Linked DNA regions of Homo sapiens: region 1 is linked to region 2. A link is a loop called in an ENCODE intact Hi-C map of the cell type or tissue named here. Cell type or tissue: natural killer cell. All regions are shown on one strand. Each heading gives the region's core, and the rest is flanking DNA. Links, peaks and the distances in the headings are about the cores only.

Evidence for each region. Hi-C counts contacts between places; a loop is a spot of excess contacts. Peaks named below come from ENCODE experiments on the same cell type or tissue, not always from the same donor. Only the 100,000 strongest peaks of a DNase experiment are listed, where the experiment ranks them.
Region 1: it touches region 2 in a loop (2.4-fold over the local background); 1 of 110 quality-filtered maps calls a loop at or near these places.

The regions. Positions count from the first base shown.
Region 1 is chr11:13,711,462-13,718,947 of GRCh38, reverse strand. It overlaps FAR1 (fatty acyl-CoA reductase 1), which reads right to left. Exons shown (of 12, transcript NM_032228.6): 6 at 7,140-7,184; 7 at 6,902-7,020; 8 at 5,915-5,982; 9 at 4,268-4,439. Among named protein-coding and RNA genes, the nearest start is that of FAR1, 47 kb to the right of the region's middle. In natural killer cell, for the core only: no CTCF peak of the experiment used is centred there; no DNase peak of the experiment used is centred there.
Region 2 is chr11:13,483,249-13,490,734 of GRCh38, reverse strand. No RefSeq gene overlaps it. Among named protein-coding and RNA genes, the nearest start is that of PTH, 9.0 kb to the left of the region's middle. In natural killer cell, for the core only: CTCF peaks have their summits at 3,074 and 3,426 (motif pointing left); DNase peaks (open chromatin) are centred at 2,924 and 3,424; H3K4me3 peaks cover 451 bases; H3K27ac peaks cover 783 bases.

The DNA.
Region 1 (7,486 bases), core at 1,814-5,813, 230 kb before region 2:
AGGCTGCCATACTGCGAGGAAGCTCAAACTAGTCCATATGGAGAGGCCACATGGAGAGGGTATGACACTACTGGAGAGAGAGAGATGCCCAGCCACCCCAGCTACTCTGTCCCCTTCCCCCCTTTACCACTCCCTCCACAGCAAAGTTCCTCCAGTCCCTGTCTGACTACAATCATTTGAAAGATCCTGAGCCATTACCATCAAGCTAACCCTTCTAGAATTCCTGACCCACAGATATTGTGACACACAAATAAAATGATTGCTTTAAGACACTAAGTTTGAGGTGACTTGTTATGTAAAACAGATTAACAAATCTCAACACAGATCTCAACACTGGGAGGGGCTGCTATAATAAAAACCTAAAACATGTGGTATTGGCTTCAGGGTCAAGTGGTAAACAAAATCTCTAAGGCCTGTGAGGTGATCAGTAGTGAAATGTGAAAGGACCAGGAAAACATTATTAATGGAAGCCTTAAAGGGTTTTAAGAAAGCTGTTGGTGAGGGCTTGAAGTGAGGACAACAAACTGTCACCTCTGGTTATATGGAATATAGAAAGTGTACTAATAAACTCAATGATCTAGCAGAAATTTGCTGAAAGAGGGCAAAAGAGGACAAAGATGATCTTAAAAAAATGAACTATTTGAGTGGAATTTGGAGGAAATGTAAAATGTCAGCCAGGAATTCTTTAAGAAACAGTTTCTGAGCATAGCAGGGTAGGGGAAGATGAATCCTTTGCTAAGACTTTAGAAAGACCTAGGCAGTGCCTTCCAGAACTTTCAGACAGACAAAAGGCACTCTCCAGATCTTAAAGAAATGTGTAACAGAAACTCTTATTGTTCAAAAGGCAGGATCTAAGAGGCAAGGATTTAAGATCTAAAAGTGCTGTCCCATAGGAACCTCACAGGGGACCCAAGATAGAGAAGGGTTTGTGTCAAAGAAACTTATGGGTATGGCTTTCGTCTAATAGGCTGGATTCCTTGAAAACAGATACACCGGAAACTCACACAATTTTTAAGCAATCATGTCAGATTACATGTAAAGGGATAGACAAGAAAAAAAAAATGAAGAGACTGCTATATCAAGGGTCAGCAAACCAGAGCCTATATACCAAATCCAGCCCACCACCTGTTTTTGTAAATAAAGTTTTACTGGGACACAGTCATATTCATTCATTTGCCTATTGTCTATGGCTGCTTTCATTTTTAACAGCAAAGATGAGTAGCTTCAACAAAAACCGCATGTCCTGCTAAACCTAAAATATTTACTATATGGCCTTAATTTACAAGAAAAGCTTTCCAGTTCCTGCCCTGATCCCCTAACCTTTCATGGGCACGAAGCAGGATAAGAAGGCTACTTGGCTGCACACAGAGCCCACAGGCCAGTTTTTATGCAAAAGGAAGGATGACTCAGAGGGCAGAGGCAAGAACCTCAGAGAACTCCCAGAGAATAAGACTGAGCTCCTTATCAAGAAATCATCAACACATATCTGACTGGAATTCAGAAATGTTATAGACCAGTGTTTGCTGGGTGCCTCCCAATTTCTCTCTTTTTGAATAAAACTGTCTAAAGCCATTATCCTATGCTTACCATCATTTATGATGGGCGTATGGGCAGTCAGTAACTCGTTGCTTTAGTTCACATATCAATTATTGAGGAACTATACTTGAGGAGCTATGCTGACAAAATCACTCCTAAAGAGCGTCATCCGCCAATTGACCAGATTTAGATGACAAAACCCTGGCTTCCAGCTGATGCCACAGGGATCTGGGGCGGTGGTGGGGATGGGGAGGCGCGAGGGGGAAGGCAGGATGAGTGGGGAAGAAGCAACTGTCCTTTCCATGTAGAAGAAATATGAATTGTTTTGGCCAGAAGGTTGACTATAGCAGATTGTACTTTCCAAAAATGATGGCAACAATACCCTTCATCTTGACCACTTTCTAAATCCCCTTACTTGGACACAGGGTGGGGAATATCACACACTGGGGGCCTGTCGTGGGGTGGGGGGAGGGGGGAGGGATACCATTAGGAGAAATACCTAATGTAAATGACAAGTTAATGGGTGCAGCACACCAACATGGCACAAGTATACATATGTAACAAATCTGCACGTTGTGCACACGTACCCTAGAACTTGAAGTATTTTTAAAAAATGTGCTATGTCAGGCACCAAAATAAAATTATGAACATATGAAAAAAAATTTAAGAAGATTTGTGACTCACTTGTAACTAGAAGAATGAGGCAAAAGTGATGCTGCATGACTTCCATGGGTAGCTCAGAAAAGGCAACGCAGCCTCCACCTTACTTGCTAAAAGACTTCCCCCTTGAAGCCATCAGCTGCTATATAAGAAGTCTAATTCCCCTAAGGCTATCATTAATCCTTGCAAAGAGCTATATGGAGAGATCCTTATGACACGACAAAGAGTAACATCAGTCCCCTTGCTGTTCCATTGCCTCTCTGCCCACCGGCCTCTTTCATCTGATCACAAACACATGAAAGACTCCAAGCCAAAACTGCCCAGTGGATTCTTTCTCAAATTCTTGATCCTGACAGAAATAATTGAAAGAAATAATAAAATAACTGTTGCTGTTTTTAGCTTCTAAGTTTGAGATGATTTGTTATGCAGCAACATCTCCTCTGAAGCATTTAGTAAACCAGCTATTCACTTATTTTTTTAAAATTTTACTAAGCCCTCTTTCTTCGTGTAAGGCAATGTGATGTATTTAACCTGTTTTTTTTTTGACCCAGTTTTTACTTTTCTGTCCTAAATTATAACAACCTTATTAATATAAAGAAAGCATGCACTGCCACCATTCATGAATTTACATCTGCATTTTAGCCATGAAGAATGCTTCCAATGGCAAGTATTGCATTTTGCAGATCATTCTAGAAAAGTCTGAAAATATTTCTTTACCTGCTCTAAAGTTGTTCAACACCTCTCACATATTTCAATTAGCTAACATATAGGGTTAGAAACATCATGGAAAAGTGAATCCACAGACAATACCTACGAGGAACTCAGATCCTGATACACTGTAACTGGCAGTTACCTCACTTTTATTTTTTGAGTAGTTGATGGAAGTTCTGGGATCAGCATCTTCTTTATACAAAAATACTCAAATCCTGAACTCTCCAATCAACGACTCCACTGTAATGCCAATGTAGTTAAAAAAAATTAAGTATTTTAATAGTATATTCCACTGTAATTGTGTGGTAAAGACAGTAGGAGATCTTTAAGTTTGCGGGATTTCAACAAAAAAAAGAAAGAAAAGCTATAACAACGATAAGAAAACAAAGTTTTCTGTTTATTATTAACTTTTTTTTCATAACTATGCCATTCCCAACCTGGATAATTAGTCAAAAACTGAAATAACCATATTATAAGCTGAATGGGCAGCTGAGATATTTCAAGTAATTTTCTAGAAGCATCCTATATTTTTCACATAAAACTGCACCATCCATTTGAAGCAAAACTTTTGCCCTTAATCCCCTATACAAACTCATCCCTAGGTTTTTAAGAGGGAGAGAAGGGCTTAATTTCAGCTTATAATAACAATGACAACCATGATGTAGGACATTTCCTATATTATGGAATTTTGGAGGATGAACGACCCAATACGATGTGATCCATAGTTAGTGTCCCCAAAGATCTCCAAATTCTAAGAAATGTCCTAGCATTCTGATTGTGATTAATCAGGTGAGTAAATCTAAAGGTAAAGCTCATGCTAGTGATTTTTTTCATCTCTCCAGCAAGCTGCCACCACCTTACCAATACATAGTGTATTTACTGCTATTCTTCTTACCGCGGTTTCTGACCTGTCAACATGAGTGCAATCGAGCAATAATGCAGATACTCTATGGCTGACACCCTTCCGATAATGATGCGATAGGCTGTTGGAATTAAACTTAAAACTGGGGCACCTGAATACTTGGTTTAAAGGATTCATCTTGAAGGAATGACTTACATAATATCCTGTAGGAAAAATAAGCGTCAAAGCAATTTAAATATTGTTATTCAGAAAGAAGCCTAAAGTAAGACTTAGAATTCAATACATGACAATAACTTATCCAAACTTTAAACAAATTAGAGTGACTTACAACACTACCTTTGCTTTTCTGACAAAGTCTTAAATTCAAGAGGCTTCTCATTCACAAAAGGCTATTAAGCCTTATCATAAGCATAAACAAATACAGAGTTAATATGCATTTTAGTGTAAGCATGGGTTGTTTAACAGAGGAACAGATAAGACAGAGCTAGTCACCATTACCTTGGGCTTCTTCCAGTCATCCTGAGGTAGATATCATACAGGAATGCTGGGGCCTTATGGCTTACAGCAATCCAGTAATGATATAAAAGATGATTGGAGGTTAGATTTACATTGGGCCGTCTGAAGGCCTGTTCGAGAGGATTCCTCTTGAAAGTGGAAATTACATGGTACTCTGAAGAAGAAAAGTTGTGTAACAGCTTTGATAATAACCATGTAATGAAGTTTTGAAAAAAAAAAATCATGTTTTTATAATGCAAAATATTTTACCAAAGATGTCAGAGTTCGTACATTTAAAAAACAAACTTTTCTACTCTCTAGTAGCTAAGAGAATATGGTTATTAGACTGCTAAACTCAAGTGGTTTTGTAACTGCCGCTATTTATGAATTTTAGATGAATGAATTTTTGCTAAAATTCACTCTTAAAATCCTTTTAATGTTTTACCTATGTCAGTTTACAGTGTCACTTTCTATATTTCACCTCTCACGATAGCTTCTTCCTTTCTGTTCCTCTTTCCAGACTCTTATTACTGTACTTACTTAAAAAAGAAAAGGAAAATAATCATCCTTTGCTTAAGATGCTCAAATTAACATACATTAACAGGCTTAAAACAACCCAAAATTAACTTCTGTTGTAATTTATATAGGCTATGTAATGTCAACATAATCAAACCTAGTATCATCTATATTAATACTTTACTAGAAATGTATATTGAGATAGTCACTAAAATATAACGCTCAATTTCAGCTTTTACTAAACTTTATAACACAATAAAAGATTACAAAAAAACCTAACTCATTAAAAATGTTTAAATATTCTTAAAAGAATACTGAAAATAATTATCATAAAGTTAAAATCACCTTAGATTTTATCTTTTTCTTATATGCTCTAATGGTCAATTTTACACTGAAATAAAAATGCCACAGAAAAATCCTAGGACAAATGTCATAAAAAATCTACATTGAAATCAAAATTGTTCTGCAGGGGTAATTAATCAATTAGAGGTTAAATAAGACCTATCACTAAATCAATGCCAAAAAAATTTTACTTTAAATTTGAACTCATCAACCAACAATTTAAAATTGACTCAATTTCAATGGGTTTTAACTATTCCTATTTAAGTTATGCTATTCCTATAGAACTAGGAACATGTATATCTGCTGTGAATCTGTGAATTTAAATAGATTAATACAGGTTAATAGAAAATATTCTGGCAAACTGTATCCTACTTCCTAACTCCTTCATTTATTACTCTGGGTACCACTTGATATACCACCTCTTGTAAGAAGTGATACTGCCTATGGATAGGCAACATCAAGACTGAGGGTGCTCACAAGGGAGAAAAAAAGCACTGTTCCCATGCCATAGGTATCTACGAGGGCTACTGCAGATGGCAGGAGAAAAACAGCAAGGCTTAGACAAGGGTAGGGTGGGTGGGTAAGAATAGACAGCAGTATATTTTTAAATTTGTGAAACATTATTAAGGACCACAAGGTAGTATTGGTAGATAATACTTCTAAGACGACAATTAAGAACAAATTGGTAACTCAGTGGCCTTAATGCCTCATAGGTATTCTAACATTAAAACTTCAGGGAACTTGGTTCTTTAAGATTTATTCTAACATTCAAAAACACAGGTAAAATCATACCAACTTCACCCCAGTGGAAAGGATTAGTGCTGCCTGTTGTACAATTATACACCATGATGTTTCTTGGTCTGCAAAGACAAAGATGAAACCAATTAATCATAATAAGAGGCCAAACATATCCAATCTAAGTCCTACATAGTATTCAAGAAGACATGAGGATGATGGGCACCTTTTCTATACTATTTTTTTTTAATTATCCTTAAAGGATTAGTTTTTACTTTAATGACTATTTACAACTACCCTTTCTTCTTCCCCTACCAAAAATAATAACTTATTTTAAAAAATACAGACTTTTTTCTTTCACATTTTTCCTCCTTATATTAGCAGGAATGTCTATTTTTAAACACGAGGAAAACAACAAATGACCTCAGCTCTTCTTGTCTCATTTTCAGAGGATCTAGCTGAAAAAAAATTATGGACTAAGTTTCCTTTTGCCAGAAACAACATATTCATATAATCCTATCTCTCTTTTTTTAGGACAGAAAATACTGATTATCAAAAATAAGGGTAGTTTACTACCTAGAAAAAAAAAGTTATTGGGAAGTTTAAAGTTTAAGTGTTACCTGTAAATGCTACTATTATTTTTTAAAGGAAAGATGTTCATGGGCTGATTAAAGCTGCTCTGGTGTACCATGTTTAATATATGTAAACCATATTCTGTGAATTTCAGCTCTTTATATATTCAACAAGTTTTAGTTTGGATTAAAAAATCATGCTTAGGGGAGGGTATTTTTTTTTTTTTCATTTTTAAGTGAACTTGTCTATCCTGTAAGTAATACATGAGCATTAACATTAATTCTTCATTACTACTGATGGGAGCACTTGCTATTGTCTGTGATAATACCAACTCTTGGAGTTGGCAGTGATACAGCCTAAATATTGGTATGGCAATATCTGGATAGAGGGATTAATTAACATTACTCAAAAGCTATGTCTTCCCTTTTCAGTTACTATATATTTAATAAGCGACATTGTCACCTCATATACCTATTAACTCCGGAATACCAGGCTGCCGCAAGACTCATGTTGACAACTACATCTACAGGAACAAGATCTGCAAGGGCATTGTTGGAGGCACGTATTGTTCGAAGAATTCCTTTCCCTGCCTTTGTTGAAATTAAAAACAACACCTTAAGATATATAAGCCATAGTGTATATATATTTAAAGATATACAAAAAGCAGAAAAATGTATAGAATATTAAATAAATCAAAAGGTTTACTTACCGCAATAAAGAGACCACTTGGTCCATTAAAGTTATCAATCCATCCCTAATACCAAAAATTTTAAAAGGGAGAGAAGCTTAGAAACATTATGAAGCTAGAGATTTATTATTTGAACTCTACAACCCCAAATATATACTTGGTAGCTGTCTTCTAAAAACTAAAAAACAGACTAGATTCAGGCCAGACTATTTCTACCAGTCCCAAACAGAAGCAGTCTTCCTCTGGGATCAAAAATAATTGAGTAAAATCATTTTCAAAGGGCTACCTACTACTCTTCCATTAACTCTCTGCAAAGAGAAATTTATAAAAGAGGGTTTATATTGTTGAATATTTTTACAAAATTAAGC
Region 2 (7,486 bases), core at 1,645-5,644:
TCTAGGAAAGACTCAAAGTCACTGAGGGAGCGATTCTCTCTTCTAATAGCAGTAGCTGCCTTGACTATTATCCTGAGACTGCCCTGATCAGGAGGCAGCTGCTGTTCCAGAAACACACTACACCTCTACCATCCACCCCAGCAAAACGGATGTCCAGCATTCTGCCTATTGACATCTGTCAGTGCCTTGTCATTGTAACGTTTGCTAACACTAGTACAGTAAAATCAAACCGGTCCACAACAATGCTTGCCAGCAGAAAGGGAGAAGTGGCAGATTACCTTACTTCTGCCTTCCCTTTCTCACAAGAATGCATATGATTTGCTGAACCTTAGCGGCAGAGGTGTCTGGAAAATGTAGTTTTTAACTTGCCAACCTATGTAATAGAGGAATACACACTAGAAGGTGGAGTGGACAGTGTCTCTGACTCCCTGGTAGAGAAATGGCACGGTGAGTATTCTTGAATATGTCCTCTTATGGAACTGTGTGAGAATTTCTTTGGGATCGTTATCCAGAAGTAGAATCATAAGACAGACATAAATGAGTTTCACAAGCACAGTTTATACTCCTTCCAGTAGGCTAAGCATTCCTGTTTCCTTATTTCCACCTCCAGTTTGGAATGATATGCCTTTATAAAAAGTTTTGCCATATTGACGTCAGGTGGTAGCTCATTGGTTTAATTTGTGTACCTCTGATTATTAGTGAGATTGGTATTATCTCTACATGTTGGTCATTTGAGTGTGAACTGCTTATTTATATCCTTTGCCATTTTTCTATTAGTTTTCTGGCCCTGTTGATTTTGAATTCTTTGTATATTCTAATGCAAATTCCTTGTTGGTTTTGTTTGTTTATGTATTTATTTATTTACTTATGAGACAGAGCAGCCTCACTGTGTTACCCAGGCTGGAGTACAGTGGTGCAATCACGGCTCACTGCAGCCTCAAACTCTCAGGCTCAAGTGATCCTCCTACCTCAGCCTCCCAAGTAGCTGGGACTATAGGTGCACACCACTGTGCACAGCTAATTTTAAATTTTTTTGTAGAAATGAGGTCCCACTATGTTGCTCAGCTGGTCTTGAACTCCTGGGCTCAAGTGATCCTCCTGCCTCCCCCTCCCAAAGTGTTGAGATTACAGGCGTGAGCCATCGCACACGGCCCCGTGTTGGTTTTAAATGCCACAAATATTTTCTCCCAGTGTGTCATGTATTTGCTAACTCTTTCTATGCTTTTTTTTAAAACTTAAAGGTCTTTTATTAGCATTAACTTAGCAACTTAATAATGTATTAAAATAACCATTCTAAAAAAGAAAAACTTGAAACATCTTTCTATAGTATTGTCTCAAAAACTACAAATTAGACAACTGACTGAAAATGCCAACTTTCCAAAGAGTGCGCAATTTCACCATGATATTTTGCTTTGTATCTTGATCCTGAATTAATAAGAACTAGTAATATAAAGAAAATTCGCAGGTTAAATCAGATGTTCAAAATAAGATTTAGTCAAGAGATACCTTTTAAAATTGTCAATGACTTAATAACCAGATTTAATTATATGAGGGTGACGGATATACTCATTATCTTCATTGTAATGGTGGCTTCACAGGTATATACGTAGGTCAACATTTATGAAGCCATACACTTCATGTCTGTGGTAGAAAACTTTTAGAATTACAGAAAGGATTTTTAAAAGTGGGGGGAAGAGGGAACCCATCCTAAATGCCACCAACAAAAATGACCACTGTTGATATTTTGGTTACTAAGTTTTTGGATTTTCTAGCATACATCTACTCAGAGTACAATTCATAATTGACACGTTAATTGCAACTGAGAGTCAGCTAAAGCATGTACATGTTAAAACAAGGAGACCACCCACAATATTAGCAAAAGTATTTACTTCCTGCCATATAAAAGCTTCCAAACTTATTTTAAGATGCCACACAAAGCCCATTATCCAACATAGTAACTTTGGTTTCAAACTTTGCCTGTCCATTGACTGTAGGAAAAACAAGCTTAGGTACTCCAGGTAAGACAGAAGTGGGGCATGGGGATGTTGGGAGAGGTGCCATCACTTCTAAAGTGTCTGTATGCAGGGAATCCAAACCTAAAACAGAGAAACTGACCCAGTACCACAAAATTGAGACAACTGAGCCTATGATGACCACTTAGTGCAGTTAGTTATGTTTTGTCTGCATTAGAAATCGACATTTGCCTTTCTAAAGGATTTCTTTCTACATATCTTGAAAGACAACATAGAGGAGTGATCCTGGCTCAGCCAAGGGACCCTGAGGCAAGCTGATTCAGTACGTTGGGTCTTAATTAATTAATTGCCATCTCTGTAAAACAGGGCTTACAACCAAAACTCACTGAAGCACAGTTCATACAGATAAAACACTTAGAACAGCTCTGCCATTTAGCAGTGTCACTGAAGTCTAGGTGGAAGCCACACCCCTTATTAATCTGCTTTGAAGGCCTTGTGTCTCTTTCTCCACACTCATTTCCTGAACCTCCCACCCCTACGGGTCCCAGTCACTCCGACTCTTTCATCAATTCCCAGAACACACCGGGCTCATCACCTCCAAAGCTTCTGTTCTCACTATTCCAGGGCTTGCCTTTTTCATGTGGCCTCCCCTTCTTTCATTCTTCATCTCTTGGCTTAAATGTCACCTTGACGAGGGGCTATCACTCAGTCTGTCTAGGCTTTCCTACTATTTTCTGCCACTAAACTCTGCTTATTTACTTCAAACCATTTTCATGATTGGCAATATTTTGTTCACACTATTGTCTGTCTCCATTTCCTGTGGGCAGCAACTCTCTCTGGTCACCTCCATACCCCTGAAGTAGTGCTCATTATGTAGTGAAGGGTAATACATACCTGTTGCCTGAATGAACGCACCCTTGTGGGGAAAGGCAGATATTGCCTCTTGGGCAGGAAGAGCAGAGGGGACAGAAAAAGTCCTCAAATGTCGGGAATCAACAGCTGAGAGGAAACGAGTTCAGCAATCGAGAGCCTAGACCAGGAGCGTCCAATCTTTCAGTTTGGTTTCCCTGGGCCACAATGGAAGAATTGCCTTTGGCCACACGTAAAATACACTGACGTTAATGATAGCTGATGAGCTTAAAAAAACAAAAAAAAAAAAACAAAAAAAACGCACTATGTTTTAAGAAAGTTTACGAATTTGTGTTGGGCTGCATTCAAAGCCGTCCAGAGTTGTATGCAGCTGGTGGGCCGCAAGTTGGACAAGCTTGGCCTAGACGTTGCTGTCACACGTAACAGAACTCAGCCCCCACCAGCTCAGCCTTCTGAGGGTGAGAGGTGACAATGTACTAGCAGCCCTCACTCGCTCTCCGCCTCCAGTCTGGCCGTGCTTGAGGAGCCCTTCAGCCCGCGGCTGCACTGTGGCGGCCCCTCTCTGGGGCTTGCCAAGGCTGGAGCGGGCTCCCTCTGCTGGCGAGGAGGTGTGCAGGGAGAGGCAGCGGCTGGAGCCATTGAGAGGTGAAACCAGCCGGCTTCTGGGTCGGGTGGGGACTTGGAGAACTTTTGTGTCTAGCTAAAGGATTGTAAACGCACCAATCAGCACTCTGTGTCTAGCTAGAGGTTTGTAAACGCACCAATCAGCACCCTGTCAAAACGGACCAATCAGCTCTCTGTAAAATGGACCAGCTCTCTGTAAAATGTACCAATCAGTAGGATTTGGGTGGGGCCAGATAAGGGAATATAAGCAGGCCACCCGAGCCAGCAGCGGCAACCCATTCGGGTCCCCTTCCATGCTATGAAAGCTTGGTTCTTTCGCTCTTTGCAATAAATCTTGCTGCTGCTCACTCTTTGGGTCCGCACTAACTTTATGAGCTGTAACACTCACCATGAAGGTCTGCAGCTTCACTCCTGAAGCCAGTGACACCACGAACCCACTGGAAGGAATGAACAAATCCAGATGCACTGCTTTTAAGAGCTGTAACACTCACCACAAGGGTCCGCGGCTTCACTCTTGAAGTCAGTGAGACCACAAACCCACCGGAAGGAAGAAACTCCAGACACATCTGAACATCTGAAGGAACAAACTCCGGACACACCAACTTTAAGAACTGTAGCACTCACCACAAGGGTCCCCGGCTTCATTCTTGAAGTCAGTGAGACCAAGAACCCACAAATTCTGGACACAAGGGAAAAATGCCAAAGGAGAGTGGGGCAGAGGCAGAGAGATGAGACATGGCCTCTGCTGAAGAGGTGAGGGCAGGATAGTACCCAGTAGCCAAGGAGGAGAGGAGAGACAAATGGGACTGTGAGCCAGGGGTGGAGATGCAAAGCTGGGAAGCACCCCCATCGCCTCTGGGATGAGGCTGGTGTCTCCAGGGGTGAGCCTGCCTGAGGACATGAGCCTGCAGAACCCAAAGATAGAGCCTCTGGAAAGACTCCAGCTGCCCCAGTCCCAGGCCAAGGCCTGGCTCACCTGTGGCTCACCTTAGCCGCGGGCAGCCCCGAGAACCCGATCCCTGCAGCAACTGCGTCGCCACCAGCACCACAGCTGCCGTCTTTATAGTTAATTTCGATGAACTCAGATATATCAATTTTTCACTTTATTGTTTGTATTTTTCAGGAGTCTTGTTGAAGAAGTATTTCCCCAGCCCTAGGCCACAAAGTTACCTCTTACATCTGCTTTAGAGTTTTACCTTTCACTTTGTTTTTTTCTTATTTTTTTTTAATTATACTTTAAGTTCTAGGGTACATGTGCACAACATGCAGGTTTGTTACATATGTATACAATGCCATGTTGGTGTGCTGCACCCATTAACTCGTCATTTAACATTAGATATTTCTCCTAATGCTATCCCTCCCCTCTCCCCCGACCCCACGACAGGAACCGATGTGTGATATTCCCCACCCTGTGTCCAGGTATCTCCAGAATTAGTTCCTTCCAGTGGGTTCTTGGTCTTGCTGACTTCAAGAATGAAACCACAGACCCTCATGGTGAGTGTTACAGCTCTTAAAGGTGGTGTGTCCAGAGTTTGTTCCTTCAGATGTTCAGATGTGTCCAGAGTTTCTTCCTTCTGGTAGGTTTGTGGTCTCGCTGACTTCAGGAATGAAGCTGCAGACCTTCCCAGTGAGTGGCACAGCTCTTAAAGGTGGTGTGGACCCAAAGAATGAGCAGCAGCAAGATTTATTGTGAAGAGCAAAAGAACAAAGCTTCCACAGCATGGAAGGAGACCCCAGCTGGTTGCCACTGCTGGCTGCCCCTCCTGGCTCAGGTGGCTAGCTTTTATTCCCTTATTTGGCCCCACCCACATCCTGCTGATGGGTCCATTTTACAGAGTGCTGATTGGTCCATTTTACAGAGTGCTGATTGGTGCGTTTTTACAGAGTGCTGATTGGTGCGTTTACAAACCTTTAGCTAGACATAGAGCGCTGATTGGTGTGTTTTTACCGAGTGCTGATTGATGCATTTACAAACCTTTAACTAGACTCAGAGCACTGATTGGTGTGTTTACAATCCTCTAGGTAGACAGAAAAGTTCTCCAAGTCCCTACAGAACAAGAAGCCAAGCGGGCTTCACCTCTCACAAGTGTTTTCATTGTTCAATTCCCACCTATGAGTGAGAACATGTGGTATTTGGTTTTCTGACCTTGCGACGGTTTGTTCAGAATGATGGTTTCCAGCTTCATTCATGTCCCTACAAAGAACATGAACTCATCCTTTTTATGGCTGCATAGTATTCCAGGGTGTATATGTGCCACATTTTCTTAATCTAGTCTATCATTGATGGACATTTGGGTTGTTTCCAAGTCTTTGCTATTGTGAATAGTGCTGCAATAAACATACGTGTGCATGTGTCCTTATACTAGCATGATTTATAATCCTTTGGGTATGTACCCAGTAATGGGATGCTGGGTCAAATGGTATTTCCAGTTCTAGATCCATGAGGAATCGCCACACTGTCTTCCACAATGGTTGAACTAATTTACACTCCCACCAACAGTGTAAAACTGTTCCTATTTCTCCACACCCTCTCCAGCACCTGTTGTTTCCTGACTTTTTAATGATTGCCATTCTAACTGGTGTGAGATGGTGTCTCATTGTGATTTTGATTTGCATTTCTCTGATGGCCAGTGATGATGAGCATTTTTTCATGTGTTTTTTGGCTGCATAAATGTCTTCTTTTGAGAAGTGTCTGTTTATATCCTTCACCCGCTTTTTGATTGGGTCATTTGACTTTTCTCTTGTAAATTTGTTTAAGTTCTTTGTAGATTCTGGATATTAGCCCTTTGTCAGATAGGTAGATTGCAAAAATTTTCTCCCATTCTGTAGGTTGCCAGTTCACTCTGATGATAGTTTCTTTTGCTGTACAGAAGCTCTTTAGTTTAATTAGATCACATTTATCAATTTTGGCTTTTGTTGCCATTGCTTTTGGTGTTTTAGTCATGAAGTCCTTGCCCGTGCCTATGTCCTGAGTGGTATTGCCTAGGTTTTCTTCTAGGATTTTTATGGTTTTAGGTCTAACATTTAAGTCTTTAATCCATCTTTAATTAATTTTTTTACAAGGTGAAAGGAAGGGATCCAGTTTCATCTTTCTACATATGGCTAGCCACTTTTCCCAGCACCATTTATTAAATAGGGAATCCTTTCCTCATTTCTTGTTTTTGTCAGGTTTGTCAAAGATCAGATGGTTGCAGATGTGTGGTATTATTTCTGAGGGCTCTCGTTCTGTTCCATTGGCCTATATCTCTGTTTTGGTACCAGTACCGTGCTGTTTTGGTTACTGTAGCCTTGTAGTATAGTTTGAAGTCAGGTAGTGTGATGCCTCCAGCTTTGTTCTTTTTGCTTAGGATTATCTTGGCAATGCGGGCACTTTTTTGGTTCCATCTATTAAGATAATCATGTGGTTTTTGTCTTTGGTTCTGTTTATATAATGGATTATGTTTATTGATTTGCATATGTTGAAGCAGCCTTGCATCCCAAGGATGAAGCCCACTTGATCATGGTGGATAAGCTTTTGGATGTGCTGCTGGATTTGGTTTGCCAGTATTTTATTGGGATTTTTGCATTGATGTTCATCACGGATGTTGGCCTAAAATTCTCTTTTTTCATTGTGCCTCTGCCAGGCTTTGGTATCAGGATGATGCTGGCCTCATAAAATGAGTTAGGAAGGATTCCTTCTTTTTCTATTGATTGGCATAGTTTCAGAAGGAATGGTACCAACTCCTCTTTGTACCTCTGGTAGAATTAGGCTGTGAATCCATCTGGTCCTGGACTTTTTTTGTTTGGTAGGCTATTAATTATTGCCTCAATTTCAGAGCCTGTTATTGGTCTATTCAGGGATTCAACTTCTTCCTGGTTTAGTCTTGGGAGGGCGTATGTGTCCAGGAATTTATCCATTTCTTCTAGATTTTCTAGGTTATTCACATATAGGTGTTTATAGTATTCTCTGATGGTAGTTTGTTTTCTGTGGGATTGGTGGTGATATCCCCTTTATCGTTTTTTATTGTGTCTATATGATT